2 separate regions of the Homo sapiens genome follow, and region 2 is linked to region 1. A link is a contact called in ENCODE Hi-C or POLR2A ChIA-PET data. All regions are on one chromosome and are shown on one strand. Each heading gives the region's core, a stretch centred on a gene start or an enhancer-like site at or near the end of the contact. The rest is flanking DNA. Distances are from core to core; before and after follow the strand shown. Region 1 holds the start of FGG (fibrinogen gamma chain). Region 2 overlaps LOC124900169 (a long non-coding RNA gene).

What was found. Hi-C counts contacts between places; a loop is a spot of excess contacts on that map. ChIA-PET counts read pairs that join two places held with the same protein, here RNA polymerase II (POLR2A).
Region 2: a map of endothelial cell of hepatic sinusoid shows a loop between it and region 1 (3-fold over the local background). The contact joins the enhancer-like site here to the promoter of FGG in region 1. A Hi-C loop is called at or near these places in 2 of 168 maps with a recorded cell type or tissue (endothelial cell of hepatic sinusoid and mammary epithelial cell). POLR2A ChIA-PET finds 5 or more read pairs at or near these places in 1 of 52 experiments (activated T-cell).

The regions. Positions count from the first base shown.
Region 1 is chr4:154,610,172-154,614,635 of GRCh38, reverse strand. FGG (fibrinogen gamma chain) reads left to right here and starts at 1,980. Exons shown (of 9, transcript NM_021870.3): 1 at 1,980-2,104; 2 at 2,201-2,245; 3 at 2,435-2,618; 4 at 2,738-2,831; 5 at 4,439-4,464. The coding sequence starts at 2,027. RefSeq lists an enhancer at 766-1,938.
Region 2 is chr4:154,716,344-154,720,817 of GRCh38, reverse strand. The region is part of intron 2 of LOC124900169 (a long non-coding RNA gene); the gene reads right to left. Among named protein-coding and RNA genes, the nearest start is that of LRAT, 25 kb to the left of the region's middle. RefSeq lists enhancers at 1-135, 1,198-1,699, 732-1,931. Within about 2 kb of position 1,582, at least 3 of the 41 ENCODE cell types and tissues checked have a DNase peak (open chromatin) inside an H3K27ac peak, as active enhancers do; they include mammary epithelial cell, where a contact is called at or near this core.

The DNA.
Region 1 (4,464 bases), core at 731-3,230:
GGTAATGTGCTCAACACATTATCCCACTAAATCTTAGTAATAGCCCTATTAAGTAAATACCATATCATAAGTATTATCTCTCTTTTACTGACATGGATAATGGAACTCAAGGAGATTGAGTAACTTGTACTGAATCACACAGCCAGTAAATTGTAAAGATGGGACTCAAACCTAGGGAGATGGACTCCAGAGCCTTAACAACTATTTATTTATACATTCTCCAATTGAGCTACACACTTCTTGAAGGCAAAGGCAATGCCTGAGTCACCTTTCATGTTCAAATCATATTAAAAAGTTAGCAAGATGTAATTATCAGTGTACTATGTAAATCTTTGTGAATGATCAATAATTACATATTTTCATTATATATATTTTAGTAGATAATATTTATATACATTCAACATTCTAAATATAGAAAGTTTACAGAGAAAAATAAAGCCTTTTTTTCCAATCCTGTCCTCCACCTCTGCATCCCATTCTTCTTCACAGAGGCAACTGATTCAAGTCATTACATAGTTATTGAGTGTTAACTACAACTATGTTAAGTACAGCTATATATGTTAGATGCCGTAGCCACAGAAATCAGTTTACAATCTAATGCAGTGGATACAGCATGTATACATATAATATAAGGTTGCTACAAATGCTATCTGAGGTAGAGCTGTTTGAAAGAATACTAATACTTAAATGTTTAATTCAACTGACTTGATTGACAACTGATTAGCTGAGTGGAAAAGATGGATGAGAAAGATTGTGAGACTTAATTGGCTGGTGGTATGGTGATATGATTGACAATAACTGCTAAGTCAGAGAGGGATATATTAAGGAGGAGAAGAAAAGCAACAAATCTGGTTTTGATGTGTTCACTTTGTTATAATTATTGATTATTTACTGAATATGAATATTTATCTTTGTTTTTGAGTCAATAAATATACCTTTGTAAAGACAGAATTAAAGTATTAGTATTTCTTTCAAACTGGAGGCATTTCTCCCACTAACATATTTCATCAAAACTTATAATAAGCTTGGTTCCAGAGGAAGAAATGAGGGATAACCAAAAATAGAGACATTAATAATAGTGTAACGCCCAGTGATAAATCTCAATAGGCAGTGATGACAGACATGTTTTCCCAAACACAAGGATGCTGTAAGGGCCAAACAGAAATGATGGCCCCTCCCCAGCACCTCATTTTGCCCCTTCCTTCAGCTATGCCTCTACTCTCCTTAGATACAAGGGAGGTGGATTTTTCTCTTCTCTGAGATAGCTTGATGGAACCACAGGAACAATGAAGTGGGCTCCTGGCTCTTTTCTCTGTGGCAGATGGGGTGCCATGCCCACCTTCAGACAAAGGGAAGATTGAGCTCAAAAGCTCCCTGAGAAGTGAGAGCCTATGAACATGGTTGACACAGAGGGACAGGAATGTATTTCCAGGGTCATTCATTCCTGGGAATAGTGAACTGGGACATGGGGGAAGTCAGTCTCCTCCTGCCACAGCCACAGATTAAAAATAATAATGTTAACTGATCCCTAGGCTAAAATAATAGTGTTAACTGATCCCTAAGCTAAGAAAGTTCTTTTGGTAATTCAGGTGATGGCAGCAGGACCCATCTTAAGGATAGACTAGGTTTGCTTAGTTCGAGGTCATATCTGTTTGCTCTCAGCCATGTACTGGAAGAAGTTGCATCACACAGCCTCCAGGACTGCCCTCCTCCTCACAGCAATGGATAATGCTTCACTAGCCTTTGCAGATAATTTTGGATCAGAGAAAAAACCTTGAGCTGGGCCAAAAAGGAGGAGCTTCAACCTGTGTGCAAAATCTGGGAACCTGACAGTATAGGTTGGGGGCCAGGATGAGGAAAAAGGAACGGGAAAGACCTGCCCACCCTTCTGGTAAGGAGGCCCCGTGATCAGCTCCAGCCATTTGCAGTCCTGGCTATCCCAGGAGCTTACATAAAGGGACAATTGGAGCCTGAGAGGTGACAGTGCTGACACTACAAGGCTCGGAGCTCCGGGCACTCAGACATCATGAGTTGGTCCTTGCACCCCCGGAATTTAATTCTCTACTTCTATGCTCTTTTATTTCTCTCTTCAACATGTGTAGCAGTAAGTGTGCTCTTCACAAAACGTTGTTTAAAATGGAAAGCTGGAAAATAAAACAGATAATAAACTAGTGAAATTTCTGTATTTTTTCTCTTTTAGTATGTTGCTACCAGAGACAACTGCTGCATCTTAGATGAAAGATTCGTAAGTAGTTTTTATGTTTCTCCCTTTGTGTGTGAACTGGAGAGGGGCAGAGGAATAGAAATAATTCCCTCATAAATATCATCTGGCACTTGTAACTTTTTAAAAACATAGTCTAGGTTTTACCTATTTTTCTTAATAGATTTTAAGAGTAGCATCTGTCTACATTTTTAATCACTGTTATATTTTCAGGGTAGTTATTGTCCAACTACCTGTGGCATTGCAGATTTCCTGTCTACTTATCAAACCAAAGTAGACAAGGATCTACAGTCTTTGGAAGACATCTTACATCAAGTTGAAAACAAAACATCAGAAGTCAAACAGCTGATAAAAGCAATCCAACTCACTTATAATCCTGATGAATCATCAAAACCAAGTGAGAAAATAAAGACTACTGACCAAAAAATAATAATAATAATCTGTGAAGTTCTTTTGCTGTTGTTTTAGTTGTTCTATTTGCTTAAGGATTTTTATGTCTCTGATCCTATATTACAGATATGATAGACGCTGCTACTTTGAAGTCCAGGAAAATGTTAGAAGAAATTATGAAATATGAAGCATCGATTTTAACACATGACTCAAGTATTCGGTAAGGATTTTTGTTTTAATTTGCTCTGCAAGACTGATTTAGTTTTTATTTAATATTCTATACTTGAGTGAAAGTAATTTTTAATGTGTTTTCCCCATTTATAATATCCCAGTGACATTATGCCTGATTATGTTGAGCATAGTAGAGATAGAAGTTTTTAGTGCAATATAAATTATACTGGGTTATAATTGCTTATTAATAATCACATTGAAGAAAGATGTTCTAGATGTCTTCAAATGCTAGTTTGACCATATTTATCAAAAATTTTTTCCCCATCCCCCATTTATCTTACAACATAAAATCAATCTCATAGGAATTTGGGTGTTGAAAATAAAATCCTCTTTATAAAAATGCTGACAAATTGGTGGTTAAAAAAATTAGCAAGCAGAGGCATAGTAAGGATTTTGGCTCCTAAAGTAAATTATATTGAATGTGGAGCAGGAAGAAACATGTCTTGAGAGACTAAGTGTGGCAAATATTGCAAAGCTCATATTGATCATTGCAGAATGAACCTGCATAGTCTCTTCCCTTCATTTGGAAGTGAATGTCTCTGTTAAAGCTTCTCAGGGACTCATAAACTTTCTGAACATAAGGTCTCAGATACAGTTTTAATATTTTTCCCCAATTTTTTTTTCTGAATTTTTCTCAAAGCAGCTTGAGAAATTGAGATAAATAGTAGCTAGGGAGAAGTGGCCCAGGAAAGATTTCTCCTCTTTTTGCTATCAGAGGGCCCTTGTTATTATTGTTATTATTATTACTTGCATTATTATTGTCCATCATTGAAGTTGAAGGAGGTTATTGTACAGAAATTGCCTAAGACAAGGTAGAGGGAAAACGTGGACAAATAGTTTGTCTACCCTTTTTTACTTCAAAGAAAGAACGGTTTATGCATTGTAGACAGTTTTCTATCATTTTTGGATATTTGCAAGCCACCCTGTAAGTAACTACAAAAGGAGGGTTTTTACTTCCCCCAGTCCATTCCCAAAGCTATGTAACCAGAAGCATTAAAGAAGAAAGGGGAAGTATCTGTTGTTTTATTTTACATACAATAACGTTCCAGATCATGTCCCTGTGTAAGTTATATTTTAGATTGAAGCTTATATGTATAGCCTCAGTAGATCCACAAGTGAAAGGTATACTCCTTCAGCACATGTGAATTACTGAACTGAGCTTTTCCTGCTTCTAAAGCATCAGGGGGTGTTCCTATTAACCAGTCCCGCCACTCTTGCAGGTTGCTATCTGCTGTCCCTTATGCATAAAGTAAAAAGCAAAATGTCAATGACATTTGCTTATTGACAAGGACTTTGTTATTTGTGTTGGGAGTTGAGACAATATGCCCCATTCTAAGTAAAAAGATTCAGGTCCACATTGTATTCCTGTTTTAATTGATTTTTTGATTTGTTTTTCTTTTTCAAAAAGTTTATAATTTTAATTCATGTTAATTTAGTAATATAATTTTACATTTTCCTCAAGAATGGAATAATTTATCAGAAAGCACTTCTTAAGAAAATACTTAGCAGTTTCCAAAGAAAATATAAAATTACTCTTCTGAAAGGAATACTTATTTTTGTCTTCTTATTTTTGTTATCTTATGTTTCTGTTTGTAGATATTTGCAGGAAATATATAATTCAA
Region 2 (4,474 bases), core at 333-2,832, 110 kb before region 1:
CCAGGCACCCAGCCTGCCTCTCAGCCTCACTTATTCCTATGATATGGGAACAAGTGAGCGGCTCAGTTTCAGGAGTCTTGAGCACCTTTTGCACCTTGAGAGCATGGCTGTCAGCTAAAAATTCCAGGAGAAGCAGAAGTACTGAAAAATGTGATAGAGGGAGATAAAGCAAAATGTCAAGAAGATAAAGTGTGACACAAGTAGGGAAAATGGGTCAGGAAAAAATTAAAATAAGAAGTATGAACAAGAGAATAGAAGAATAAAGACAGGTGAGCTTATTTAAAGTTAGAATTGGGTTAAATGAGAAGCAAGGGAAAGAAAGGGAATTTAAAGGTAATATGTGAAGAGTAATGGAAAACCTATCTGATAGAGATGCTGTAAGAGTTAAGTGAGTCAGTATGTGTAAAGTGCAACCATGCTTGGCAAACAGTGAGCACTGTGTATGGGCTAGTTATGACTGTGACTTCAATGAATAAAAAGAGGTGGAAGAGTAAGAGGTAAGAAACCACATTAGTTAGCCATGCCCCACGGTTAATACAGGCACAGCCCTTTCTGAAGTAAGGTGATGAAACAGATGACTGACCTCTTAGAAACTTTCACAGTTAACAGTTATTACATGGCTAGTATGCTACACAGCACGTATACACACACACACACACACACACATACATGCACACATACCACTTGTGTATATATATATAATTATGTAGAAAATACCTGTGGTATTTAATACTTTTTTTGCAAATTGAATAGGTATTTTTATTGGCATGTCTAGGCCATTATTTTAAAAAAAATCATCTTTAAGTTACATGAAGAATAATTTAAAAAATAAATATTTATAGAGTAGCATAGCTACAAACAAATTTCATTAAATTTTTGTTTTAAAATGTAGACATACTTTAAATTTGACAAAAACTCATAAAAATAAAAAAATCCTGTTTTGGCTGACCTAGCATACCTAAACCCAATAGGGTGCCTTCTTAATTACTTCCTTTAATGTGTTGAACTTGGTTTCAGTATTCATTAGAGATCAGACTTTCAGGAGAATTTCTTATTAGCTTTGGCTAAATTATTATTGATGAAATGTACAGAAAAATAGAAAATATCAACTGATAATAGATAATCTTTTGAAAGTATTAAATGAGAATACAAGAAAGAAAATAGATCTCGTAGAATCTAGGAATGGAAACGACAGAGGATCAGACTAAGTCTTGAAACACATGAGTGAAATTCACCTCTCTCACTGGCCAATGTTGGTATTGATTGGCACCATATGGCTTGCTCAAAGCAACTAGAAACATATTTACTCCTTCCTTCTTAGTGAAGTTACCAGATGCCCCACCTCCGAAAAGAATATGATTTTTCTCCAATTTTACTTATCCAGAAAATAAAAATCTTAAATTTAAATGTATTGCAGCTTTCCTGATTGCATCATGATTGAGCACACCCAGGAAATGAGTCATTCAAAGATACTCAGAAAGATGCTTTGTGTGTTGTTCCCTGGTACTTAGAGAAAACATCAAGAGCGAATTACTCTTTCTACGGTGAGTTTATTAAGAAGAATAACAAACCATGCTCTTTGTTCTCTGGAAAATTTCAGCAATGTGTGTGTGAGGGTTGAGGTGGGTGGACGGTGGTGATATTGCTGACCAGAAGGTAAGCCATGTGGTGGCCACATGCTTCTCTGGTTGACAAAATCAGAAAGTGTATTTCTAGGTCTAGATATTTCCCAGGATTTAGCTTTTCAAGTGTAGATTCCAAGATTATCCAGACACTGAAAACGGCCATTCTACTTTTAAATTATTGTATTCTGGAGTAATGATTCAGTTCAACATCCCACACTGTTGGTGCCAGTTATCCAGCTGATTAGAGCAAGTTGTTAATGAGTACAAGGTTGGAATCACACAGGGTAATTAGTTTTCAGTCCCTTGTACAAATGGCTCTAATCTCAGGACGTTCAAAAAATGCATTTTACAAATAACAAAGGGGACAGGGTGAGAAAGTAGAACTAACTGGTAGAAATTTATCAATATCCTTAGAGATAAATAAATATATCCCATCTGCTTAAATACTCAAGTTAGAAAGTGGGCAGGTTTAGATGACACAAGCTTTAGGCCACTATATATGTTTTACTGAACTGTACAACCATCTCCTTCAGAAACCTAAAAGTGGGCACAAATATCTAACTCTGAGTCCTACTTACACAAGAAGAAGCATCATTCAATGCCAAATACTTAAGGAACTATTATATTCTTACGGAAAATATACTTTGTTCAAATGCTGAATACTCACTGAAATGGAAATTAAAGAGCAATAAAATATGTAAGGTTTGCTTTTGTTGGGGAGGGAAAAAATAGCTTCCCTCTACCTTCCTAGGTTCTTTTGCTGGGGTACCAATGAAATTGACAGAAGATAGATTAACAGGAGAAAAACCATATTTAATTTCTTATGTGCACACAGGAGTCCCACAAAATATGAGACTTGAAGAAGTACCAGATGATAGAAGCTTCTATTGTATCTTGAGCTACAGTAAAGGAATAGGGGCATGGTGCTTCTAGTGGATGGTAGAGAGAGGTTGCAGGAGGGTGAGGGGAGGAAATGTGTGATGAATACAGATTGTCTTATTATGCAGATAAAAAGTCTCTTAGGTAATAAAAGTTGTCTCACAGCAGGTCTCTTTCTGGTACAGATACTTTTACTCATGTAGACTTCCTTCATACATGTAAGTTTCTTTTATAAAAGGGGAGCTTTTCAGAGCTACTCCTGTGTCTGCAATTTCCCAGAATTTCCCACTCAATTTCCCACTCAATTTATGCAATTTCCCACTCAAAATATGCCAGAGAAGCAGATTCTGGTCACCTACAGTCATATTTTGGGGTGGAGCATCCTAAGCCCCAATGCTGTCTTTTGACAAAATGCCTCTATTATGATACAAATGAATTTCCTTGGGCACAGAAGTGTTTGTAAAAGGCAGAAAACTAAAAATAACTAGACATTTGGAAAGTTTATTAGTTAAGTCATTGAGAGTCATTAAAAATTTCCTTTTTGGGGGTGTGGATGAACAAGAAAATAATAATCTATCAATCAGAGCTGGATTTCAGGAAGTCTAGTTTAAGCATTATTTTAAATTATAGATTAGGAAAAAATAGTCGCTCAAGTCAGAGAGAGCAATTAAAATGCTATTTTAGTAGTCTAGTTCTAGATTTTCTAGACTTGTGTTCTGTGGAACACTCAGGAGATGTTAATTGATGTGGCATCAGAAAAATGCTTCCATTGTAAAATAAATTTGTAAACCCCTATATATTATACTGCCTTAGAAGATATTTATATTTTTTAAATGAAAGGTTCAGAGAGGATACTCAGCAATAAAACCTAGTTACTTTCATCTGACCCAGTGTCTACCTCCAAAACATATTTGCTCCTGAAGAACTCTTTTCATTTTCTTTGTATGCTTCTATGAACCTTTGATAGACTGCAAGAGAGCAGATTGGAAATACTGGTCTAAATGAAAGCACACACTAGCATGGTGACAGTGGAAATGAAATAAAAGAGAAATATTTAAAATTTTTGAGGAAGACTTACCAGACTTTACTCTGGATTTAGGGACCAGGGAAGAATCAGAGAAGATTGAGGTTTGTGACATTGGTTACCAGGAAAATGATGGTATCATTGACATTGATAGGAAAGAAAACAGAGGTGGCTTTGGAAGAAGAGATGACAGATTTGCTCAAAAAATATTTGTTTAGTACAGTTGTGCTAAGCACTGTGCTATAGCTGTGCTAGGCACTGGGCCACGGATATGACACAATCCATTTTCTAAAGGAACTTCAAGTCTTCACTCTTCTTTATCATCCAATTAACATTTTTTAAAGCACTATGCTAGATGCTAGGGGCTAAAAGAAATAAAATAAGAAACCATCCTTGTCTTTAAGAAGTCTCAGGCTGGTAGCTGAAACAGTCATGTATAAAAATGATCGCTAAACACAAAATACTATACAAGAAATATGCCAAAATATTTTGGATGTCATTTTGTTGAATTTCAGGAGTAGCAGTGGGCATCCAAGTGGAGTTATCTGTCAGGAAGCTGGCAGTTTGGCCTGGAGTACAACAGAGGAGTTATGGCTAGCCATGTTTGTATTTTTCAGAACATTCACTTAGATGAGAAGGCTAAGGGCAGTCAGCAGAGGGGACCCAAGCCCAGTATCCAGTGTATGGGAAGAGGATGAGGAATAGGAGCCCCAAAGATGGAACAGCGAGAATCCTGGATTTATACAGATAGTGAAATATTAAAGTAGAATTCAAGAAAATGAAGGGGCTCATTTGGTATGGTCTCAGTCTTCCTAGGAGCATCAAGAGGTAAACTGAAGCAAAGGGAGAATAAATGATCTTTAACAAGGGATTTATCAAGGATCCAATTTTGCAGAGAAATCCAAGGAATTTGAAGAGTGAGAGAGAGTGGTTCTGGCAACTGGGC